Regions from separate parts of the Homo sapiens genome. Here region 1 is linked to region 2. A link is a loop called in an ENCODE intact Hi-C map of the cell type or tissue named here. Cell type or tissue: heart right ventricle. All regions are shown on one strand. Links, peaks and the distances in the headings refer to the core of each region. The heading gives the core; the rest is flanking DNA. Region 1 overlaps LOC101927421 (a long non-coding RNA gene). Region 2 overlaps LINC02240 (long intergenic non-protein coding RNA 2240).

Region 1 (5,388 bases), core at 222-5,221, 490 kb before region 2:
CAGTCTGTATCTAGCTACTCTGGTGGGGACTTAGAGAACCTTTGTGTGGACACTGTATCTAGCTAATCTAGTGGGGTCGGAGAACCTCTGTGTCTAGCTCAGGGATTATAAACGCACCAATCATCACCCTGTCAAAACAGACCACTCGGTTCTCTGTAAAATGGACCAATCAGCAGGATGTGGGTGGGGCCAGATAAGAGAATAAAATCAGGCTGCCAGAGCCAGCAGTGGCAACCCACTGGGGTCCCCTTCCACACTGCGGAAGCTTTGTTCTTTTGCTCTTTGCAATAAATCTTGCTGCTGCTCACTCTTTGGGTCCACACTGCCTTTATGAGCTGTAACACTCACCGTGAAGGTCTGCAGCTTCACTCTTGAAGCCAGCGAGACCACGAACCCACCAGGAGGAAGGAACAACTCCAGACGTGCTGCCTTAAGAGCTGTAACACTCACTGCCAAGGTCCGCAGCTTAACTCCTGAGCCAGTGAGACCTCGAACCCACCAGAAGGAAGAAACTCCGAACACATCCGAACATCAGAAGGAACAAACTCCAGAGGCGCCACCTTAAGAGCTGTAACACTCACTGCGAGGGTCCGCGGCTTCATTCTTGAAGTCAATGAGACCAAGAACCCACCATTTCCGGACACAGTACCTCCTTATTCATGGTTTCAGTTATCCATGATAAACCACAGTCTGGAAATATTAAATTGACAATTCCAGAAATAAACAATTCATAAACTTTAAGTTGCATGCCATCCTGAGTAGTGTGATGAAATCTCATGCCGTTCTGTTTCATCCCACTCTGAACGTGAAGCATCCCTTTCTGCAGCACGTCCATGCCGTCTATGCTGCCTGCCTGTTAGTTACTTAGTAGCCATCTTCTTATCACATCAACTGTCACAGTATCCCAGTGCTTGTGTTTAAGTCATACTTATTTTACTTAATAATGGCCCCAAAGTGCAAAAGTAGTAAGCTAGAAATTAGGATTTGCTAAAGAGAAGCCATATAGTGCTTCCTTTAAGTGAAAAGATGAAAGTTCTTAATATGCTGAGCTTGCTAAGATCTACAGTAAGAATGAATCTTCTATTGGTGAAATTATATTCTTATAATTTTTCTACTTTATTATTATTTATTGTTAATCTCTTACTGTGCCTAATTTATGAATTAAACTTTAACATGTATGTATAGAGAGGAAAAAACAGTATATAAAGTTCGGTACTATTTGTGGTTTCAGGCATCCACTGGGGGTCTTGGAATGTATCACTTGTGGATGAGGAAGGGACTACTGTACTATTGAGTGGGTAATTTATAAAGAGCAGACATTTATTTCTCACACTTCTGGGGCCTGGAAATCCAAGACCAAGGCACCACCATTTGGTGTCTGGTGAAAGCTGCATCCTTTGGAGGAGGGGAATGCTGTGTCCTCACATGGCAGAAATGGGGAAGAGAAAAGTAGGTGAACACTGTGCTGCATGAAGCCTCTTTTAAAAGAAACTTAATTCCGTTAATGAGGGAGCAGCCCTCATGGCCAAATTACTTCTTAAAGGCCAGACTTCTTGGTACTACCACATTGGCAACACCAGAATGTTGGAGGGATTAAGTTTCAACATCAATTTTTGAGTGAACAAACCATTTAATCCATAGCACTATCTCTCTGAAGCTGAGTCTTCTTTCCCTCTTTGAAGGCTAGCTTTGCCTGCTTCAAAAATGGCTTCCCCCAAACTGGATTTATCTCACTTCCGATTCCAAGAAGGACACTGGCAAGAGTCAGTCAAGTTTTGTCTAGCATTAGGACATTGGAAATTGCTGTTACCAATCTCTAGGAGCATTGTGAGCAGGAGCTGAGAAGAAAGATGGGAAAGTTAGTGAATTTATTAGTCCCTATACTTTAAAAGTCTAGTACCCAGAACTTTGTTATGGCTATTTCCTGGTTTCTGGGACAGAAGCATTTTGGTATTCAAGATAAAACTCCTGTCCAAGAAAGCCCATTTGGATGGAAGAGCAAAAAGCTTCTTAACTGAACTGAAAGGTGGGGTTGGTTCTTCTTTACCAAAAGAAAAATATAATCATCTACTGATGAGATTGTTAAAAAAAAAGAAAAAAAAAAAAAAAAGAAGAGTCAATTGACTTGTAGATCATGAATGGGTAGATGTGGGGCCAATTTACTGTTATGTGTGAAAGGCTGCATGGAGCAATCAGGGCAATAGCATCTTCAGCATTAGATCTTTAGGTAGTTAAAACCAAGATACTGTTCCAGGACCCTAAATACTCTTACAGGTTGGTGAGAAAAGAAAGGGAAGAATAGACTGCTTCTTTCTTCCTTATTTCTAAAAACCTGGCTTTCAATTATATTAAAATGTTAATCTGCCTCCATTGCCATAGTCAATACTTTAATTACATAAAAATAAATTGTAAATGAAGGAAGAGCATATGCTAGAATTATAACAAATGAGTAGTACATATTTTCAAATAATGTAGTAGGTTGGAATTTTGCAGATGACTGGTAAATTGTTAAATACAATGAATAAATAAAACAATGTGTACAGTTTTACATTCTGATTGCAGAAAATATTTTAGTAAACTTACAGAAATTTACTCTGAAAGTTCATACTTGAGTATGAACTCTAGAACACCTTATGTAACAGAAAATAAAATACCTTAGGAATCTAAAGCCAAAAAAACTTAAGAATAGAATGTAAGAAAGTTTATCATAGATTGTTAAGAAAATAAAGAGCTGTAGTGAACATATGCATGCATATATCTTTATAACGGAATGATTTATAATTCTTTGGGTATGTACCCTGTAATGGAACTGCTGGGTCAAATGGTATTTCTGCCTCTAGGTCTTTGGGGAATACCACACTGTCTTCCACAAGGGTTAAACTAATTTACACTCCACCAACAGTATAAAGCATTCCTTTTTCTCCTTATCCTCACCAGAATCTGTTGTTTTCTGACTTTTTAATAATTGCCGTTCTGACTGGAGTGAGATCGTATCTCATTGTGGTTTTTTATTTGCATTTCTCTAATGATCAGTGATGTTGAGCTTTTTTTCATATGTTTTTTGGCCACATGAATGTCTTCTTTTGAGACGTGTGTGTTCATATCCTTTGCCCACTTTTTAATGGGGTTGTTTGTTTTTGTGTGTGTGTAAATTTAAGTTTCTTGTAGACTCTGGATATTAAACCCTTGTCAGATGGATAGATTGCAAAAATTTTCTCCCATTCTGTAGGATGTCTGTTCACTCTGATGATAGTTTATTTTGCTGTGCAGAAGCTCTTTAGTTTAATAACAAACACATGGAATCAACTAACCCAATTGCCCATCAAGATAGACTGAATAAAGAAAATGTGGTACATATATACCATGGAATACTATGCTGCCACAAAAAGGAATGAGATCATGTCCTTTGCAGGAACATGGATGGATCTGGAAGCTGTTTTTCCTCAGCAAACTAACCCAGGAACAGAAAACCAAACACCATATGTCCTCACTTATAAAAGGGAGCTGAATGATGACAACACCTGGACACACTGGGGGAAACAATACACACTGGGGCCTGTCAGTGGGGGAGGGGGGAAGGAGAGCACCAGGAAGAATAGCGAATGGATGCTGGGCTTAATTCCTGGGTGATGGGTTGATCTGTGTAGCAAACTACCATGGCACACACTTACCTATGTAGCAAGCCTGCGCATCATGCACATGTACCCTGTAATTTAAAGTAAAAGTTGAGGAAAAAAAATAAAGAGCTCAGCCGCGCGTGGTGGCTCACGCCTGCAATCCCAGCACTTTGGGAGGCCGAGGTGGGCGGATCACGAGGTCAGGAGATTGAGACCATCCTGGCTAACATGGTGAAACCCCGTCTCTACTAAAAAATACAAAAAATTAGCCGGGTGTGGTAGCGGGCGCCTGTAGTCCCAGCTACTTGGGAGGCTGAGGCAGGAGAATGGCGTGAACCCGGGAGGCAGAGCTTGCGGTGAGCAGAGAGGCGCCACCGCACTGCAGCCTGGGAGACAGAGCGAGACTCTGTCTCAAAAAAAAAAAAAAAAAAAAAGATCTCAAGGAAGGCAAACACAAATTGTTCAGGCAATACTTAATAGGGAAACATAGTAATGTTTTCTAAAATCTTCAGACTCTTAAAATTAATTTCTATTTTATTAATAGCCTCGCATCTTTTATGTATATGTGAATGAAAAAAAGAATAAATTGAATGATACTCTCTAGTTTGCAGATCAGGCTTTTGTTCTGTTGTTGTTTAGACCTGTTAATTCATTTATAAAACTCTCATTTTGGAAGTATGGAGTTATTTTTGTATGGAAGTTAATTGTTTTTAAATGGTATGACTTTTTTTTTTTTTTTTTTTTTTTTCTTCCGTGAGCATTTCGATGCCTGGAAGCGGGAAACCTGATTTAGCTATCTGTTGCCGTCTTGGTCTTTATTTTAGCTAGGAAGACTAAAGGGCTGCATGTTAACCTCTCCTTGAACTCAGGGATTAAATCTAGTTGGTTATCTTAAGTTTAATAAGTAGTATCCATGAGCACAATGATTCCTTTAAGTGACTTTATTAATTAAACAGCTTAAAACAATTGCTTGAGACATGGCTATGGCAAGAAGCCTTGGGAGTACTGAGGTACTTCTGAGAAAGGGAGTAGGGCACTCTGTCAAAGACTCTGGAAGGTTCAATTGTGTCTTTTGTTTTATACTTGAAATGCTGGACCCGCTCAATGAATTAGCAGGAAGTGACACATACTGAGTCGTGGACACGCATTCACATGCTAGAAGACATTATTAATGCCTCAGGAATGGTGGAAAATTCTTTCTTCTACTTATTTTTATAAATTATTGTTTCTCCCTCCATTGTACCTAGAGCTAGAGGGAATTGTCATAATAATGTTAGAGGAGGATGATTTTGTATGACGTTTGTGAATCCACATTATACCTATTTGAGAATAAGTGCCCTCAGTGTTCTTGGTACTCAATGCACTGTGGAAGTGAAATAATGCCTGCTTGCTCTTCCAGAGTTTGCAGTTTAGCACAGGAAAGAGGGAGACAACGATTGAAAACCAGAAGTAGCTGAAAAATGAGAAAAAAGATCTGTAAACACTAGGCTGGGAGGTTTACTATAGCAGAAAGCTCATGTACACCTGAGAAAATGTTCACCTAAGCTTGGCAACGATTTTGAAGAAGCACAAGTTATGGTACATTTTAAAGGAAGAGTAGTACCAATCTTAATGTCTTAACTAGGCTAAGATCTATGACCCTTAATTAACAAAAACTATCTACAACTGAATTACAAAATATTTCTGAAAGTCAATAAATGAATCTATATTAGTCAAAAAATACGTTAACCGGTGGATAACATGATTACAGTAGTGTCGAAGGAAAGGAAAC
Region 2 (5,388 bases), core at 263-5,262:
ACATACATCATAGCAGGGGTCCCCAATCCCCAGGAACCAGGTTCCATCCTGGCTCTGTTATTTATTATGGGACATTGTATAAGCATTTGGAATCTCAAATTCTTCACGTACAATACTGGCATAATGATGTCTTATTTATTTATTTATTTATTTATTTATTTATTTATTTATTGAGACAGGGCCTGGCTCTGTCACCCAGGCTGCAGTACAGTGTAGCAATCTCAGCTCACTGCAACCTCTGCCTCCTGTGCTCAAGCCACCCTCCCACCTCAGCCTCTCGAGTAGCTGGGACTACAGGTACACACCAACATACCTGGCTCTTTTTTGTATTTTTTATACAGACAGGATTTTGCCAAGTTGCTCAGGCAGAACTCCTGACCTCAAGTGATCCGCCTACCTTGGCCTCCCAAAGTGCTGAGATTACAGGCGTGAGCCATTCTGTCTGGCCAACAATGCCTCTTCTATAAGTGTGTTATTACAGGAAATAAATGAGAAAATGTGTGTAAATAGAAAGACTCAGTAACTGGCATATGGTGGCCATCATATAAATCATATCTATTATTACAGCTCACTGTGTTTCACAAAACAATAAATACAGAACCACATACATCATAGCAGGGGTCCCCAATCCCCAGGAACCAGGATACACAGCAGGAGGTCAGTGGTGGGCAAGCGAGTGAAGCTTCATCTGTATTTACAGGCACTTCCCATCGCTCGCATTACCGCCTGGGCTCCACCTCCTGTCAGAGCACTGGTGGCATTAGATTCTCACAGGAGCTCAAACACTACTGTAAACTGTGCATGAGAGGGATCTAGTTTGCAGGTTACTTATGAGAATCTAATGCCTGATGATCTGTCACTATCTCCCATCAACCCCAGATGGGACTATCTAGTTGCATGAAAACAAGCTCAGGGTTTCTACTGATTCTACATTATGGTGAGTTGTATAATTATTTCATTATATATGACAATGTAATAATAAAAGAAATAAGGTACATAATAAATATAATGTGCTGGAATCGTCCCAAAACCATCCCTCCACCCCATCCGTGGAAATATTGACTTCCATAAAACAGGTTACTGGTGCCAAAAAGGTTGAGGATCGCTGCATCATAGGGACCAAACCAATTTAACACAAATTCATTGAGGACCTATGATGTCCCAGGCATCATGCTAGTTCAATTACAGGCTGAGAACATGGAGTACATCTTGAAGGCACAGAACAAGGAGGCAGTCTAGAAGAGTAGTTATGAGCATGGGTTTTGAAAACTTTTGACCTGGACTCCAGCTCTTCAAATTTCTAGATTGCAACCACAGACAATTTAACCTTTCTCAACCTCATTTTCCTCATCTTTAAAACAAGAATAATAATAACTACTTCTTTGAGATTTTGAGAGAAGTCTATGATAAAATATATAAAGAGCACATAGAAAGTGCTCAAAAAATGTTATCTGAAATTGAGAATGTCCCATGAACTCATGTTCACTCTCTGCTATATATACCCTCCTTCTCACCTCTCTTTTATGGGTTTGGCAGACTGATTTCCAGCTAGCTTTCCTCATTGGAAGGAATAAGGTCTGGGGAGATAGAAAGAATCATGTTAATAGTAATAAAATACAACAAGAACAGCTAATGTTATTGAGAGCATATTGTGTGCCAGAAACTGTTCTGAGTGCCTGCCATGTATAAATTCATAGTAATAGGTAAAGTATTTCAGTAAAATATTTATTTGTACAGATTGTCATTCTAATGAATTTTATGTCATTGAAAAAAAGTTTTAACCCAAAATAATACTGGCACAGAAAAAATTTTGACTGTCTGCCAAAAGGGCAGGGCAAGGAAAGAAGAAGCAGAATTCATCTGTTTTATTGGGCTATTTTGTTTCTACTGAATCCAGTTGTACTGTGGTGAAAGCAAGATAGCCACACTTGTGAGAGGAAGAGGAACTGTGTGACAATGTCAGCCAGCAGTTTATAGTAACAAACCAAATGAATACATAAACTGATGGAGATACCCAGTGTTCCAGTTTTCACACCTGGTCAGTCTCTGCATTGTAATTAACAAAATGAGAAAGGGCATGTTTAAGCAACTAGACTGTGGCACCCTTGAATATTAGAAGTTAGACGTGGTGTTCAATGTTAACCTGTTTCATAAAGTTGTCAGAAATAAAAAAGCTTCATTCAGTAAGCTGCATGACTGCTGCTCAAAACTGCATGCATTTTTAATTGAGTTTTTTGTTTTTTCTTTTTGCAAAATGAAAATAAGAAACATACTAGAGATAATATTTTATTGCATCAGTAAGTCTTTGTTTTTTTAAGAGTTTTCTAGATTACCATAACAATTTTGCTTAGAAATACTGCATAATAGAGCTTTGGACATTTGAAACTTTTTTTCAAAACCTTATACATTTGGACTTACAATCCACACTGATCCTATAACTAACGTCCAAACTGCAGGACGTAATTTTCTTTCTCTTAAAATAAGACTTATAAACCATCTGAAATAGCTCTGGACCTCAAATAATATTTAACAGGCAATCATATAAGAATTAAAAGAAAATGAATAGGAAATATATCATTAGTAGTTCTTTTATAAGTATAGAGAGCTTTCAAAGTGAATGGCCAATTTGTTTGGCAAAATGACAAGGTTGGGTGCTGGCCCAATCCTATTTCACAAAAGCCTATTTTGCAATAATTGCGGGATTCTGACAGTAATCCTAATTCAACACTTACCTCATTCTAGGGTTTCTTTTGGAAAATATATTGAGTGAATGATCTAAGTCTTAGAAGCCCCAACACATTCTGTGTTTAATCAGTCACTCTCAGCCACAAAGAAATGTGGCCTCTGTCTTCAGCAGGGAATATTTTCTTGGCCAGAACTAGACCTCAGGGTCTAACTTAGAGATAAATCCATAAAAATATCTATATAGAATTTCCCTGTTAGAGGAAAAAAGTGAAGAAAAGTGAGGTTTAAGATTGTATTTATTTTCCTTATAATTTGCTTCTGTATTTTCCAGGTCCTACCTTGCTTTTCTCCTTTTTCTGTTTTCCCAAATTTTCATGTTCAACATGACCAGTCTTTTCATTTTCATTAGTTTCTGCTTCATCATATGCTCCTTACAGTGTTGTTTTCTCCTTTCTGTTTCTAGATTCTCAGATCTATTTTGGGACCTAATATATGTGTGTATGTGTACATGCATCTATGTGCATATCTACAATTTTGAAATTAAGGTAACTTCAAAAGGTAGAAGTTGGAGAAGGTAACCACAGACAGGGAGGTCATGGTCATGATGTCTAAGAGCCATTGTCTGTTGACGAGGAACCAGAGACTAAGAGGGCACTCTCAGCCTTCAGTCATCTGTGGGCTAGGTGCAGAGCCAGAACCTGATCCTGGCTCTCTTGACTCCAAGAACTTGTCTGCTATGCAATGCTGTAGTCTTTTGAAAAATGTCAGAAGAAGCATTAATAGAAATACCAAGATTAATTTCTTATGCTGTACTTCTTCCAACACCAATTCACTCATAGCATGAATGTGTAAGAATAAACGAGTAAGTGAAGGTTGAAGCTTAAAAGATAAACAAAGGAAAGGAAGCAAACACTTTAGAAGAGTCAAATTATGTTACCCGAGCCTCTTAGGCTTAAGGTTCAAGAAGTGAAGTCAGGCAACACAGAGTTACCACTCGGTTTAGAATTCCTCTGAATTCCTTTAATCCCTTAGGCCAGTTAAAAGGAAATGATCTGACTGTTCTGCATCTGCTAGTGATTGAAGGCAAATGGGAAGCAGTGCGCAAGTTCCCGTTCAAGAAATATATAGTGAACACGGCTATTGTGAAGGTAAACACTGCAAATCGCAGCCAACCCAATCTGACTAATAAACGCATAGACACCTCCAACATATGGGGAACTGATGCTTGAGCAGACACAGAAGGAGTTACCAAAATCGTGCCAAACAGACAAAATGAAAATAATTTATTACATAATGTGTGTGTCAGTTCCTAAGTTATCCTCAATATTCAGTCTATTATAAAGAAGAGAGGGTTATATTTACAATGAAGCTCTCCTGAGAGCTTCCCTACCCTTTCCTCTGCATTGGTTCTCTGAACATTCTTCCAAGGACATCGATGTAATGACGTAATAGAAGTCTGATCATCTAGGGAAACTTTATAGGCATTTAAACCAACATTACTGGCATGTAGCATTGGTAAGATTCCCATATGGCTTGTAATGGGCTCTAAGTAAAAATAAAATTTGTGTTTACCAAGGGGTGCTATCCATAACAAAAGGAGGTAGTTAGGCCAAACTATTTGCACTTACCCTACTGGATCAATCCATAAATTACCACAAGATGGGTATTTATCCCTTCTCTGCATGCTCATGTTAGTAACACTTTGTCCTGCCCACTGTGAACTAGAAAGTCAGGCCCCTAAAGAGGAGCACGATCATGTGGTTTAGGCTGAAGTGGTGTTAGTTTTGTTCGAGCTGTCATTTTCGGATCCAAGGGTTGAATGGGAATCTTCATTCTAAGCCAAATGTGTCCTAAGCCAGAAATTTCTTGGCTCCACTTAAACTTAACCTCAAACTTTGGTTTGCCAGAGGAGAAAAAGAGCCAGGAATGGAGAGGAACAAATAGAGGGAGAGAGAGAGAGACCTTTGAGAAAAACCATTTTAATCTAAAGAAAATAAAGACACAGATTGCACTTTTTGCAACCCCCACATGCTAGGTAAAAACAAGAGATTAACTTAACATTCATTTTTGTACCTTCTCATTCACATTTCTCTTTTCAAACCAGCCAGTATTTTGCCCTCCTAGTGTTCAAAAGCAGAGCAACTCAAATTTTTACTCTGACAATCTGTTGGTATTGTTGGTAATTTTTCATCTATAATTAACTTTGAAAAAGTTTTCTGTTTGGGAAAAAAATTAGCTCACCTTCAACTTTGATTCTAGCAACCTCCAAAATTGGCTCACTTTATACAATATCATGGCTAGATTATATTTTAGATTTCTAAATAAATATACCAAAATCACTTTTTTTTTGGAAAAATGACTGTATTCTAATGTAAAGCCTGACACAGTATTTGAATATTAACCATTCCAAAATAGAATAAATGAATAAAGTAGATCATCTTCAAAATGAATAAAGTAGATCAACCTTAAGGAGAACACGGAATTCTTAAAGCATTCTGAAATATTATACATTTTTTCTAAACAATTTGAATAATTGTGTCAAGTAAGTGAAGAAAGAGTAATAATAAAGGATTTGTTACATTCATGTTCATGTCACATTCAAGAGCCTGTGAAATTGTTTTGCACGGGACTTTAAAATCCCAGACTATTTCTTGCTGTAACTCAAAAGCAAACACCTACATATTCACACTCTGGTCTTTTCCA

The links. Peaks named below come from ENCODE experiments on the same cell type or tissue, not always from the same donor. Only the 100,000 strongest peaks of a DNase experiment are listed, where the experiment ranks them.
Region 1: a loop joins it to region 2, with 6 times the contacts of the local background. A loop is called at or near these places in 1 of 110 quality-filtered maps.

What each region holds. Positions count from the first base shown.
Region 1 is chr5:125,089,269-125,094,656 of GRCh38, forward strand. All of the region lies in intron 2 of LOC101927421 (a long non-coding RNA gene), which reads left to right. Among named protein-coding and RNA genes, the nearest start is that of ZNF608, 350 kb to the left of the region's middle. In heart right ventricle, for the core only: no CTCF peak of the experiment used is centred there; no DNase peak of the experiment used is centred there.
Region 2 is chr5:125,579,830-125,585,217 of GRCh38, forward strand. All of the region lies in intron 3 of LINC02240 (long intergenic non-protein coding RNA 2240), which reads left to right. The region is part of intron 8 of LOC124901056 (a long non-coding RNA gene); the gene reads right to left. Among named protein-coding and RNA genes, the nearest start is that of LINC02240, 89 kb to the left of the region's middle. In heart right ventricle, for the core only: no CTCF peak of the experiment used is centred there; a DNase peak (open chromatin) is centred at 2,657; H3K27ac peaks cover 1,422 bases.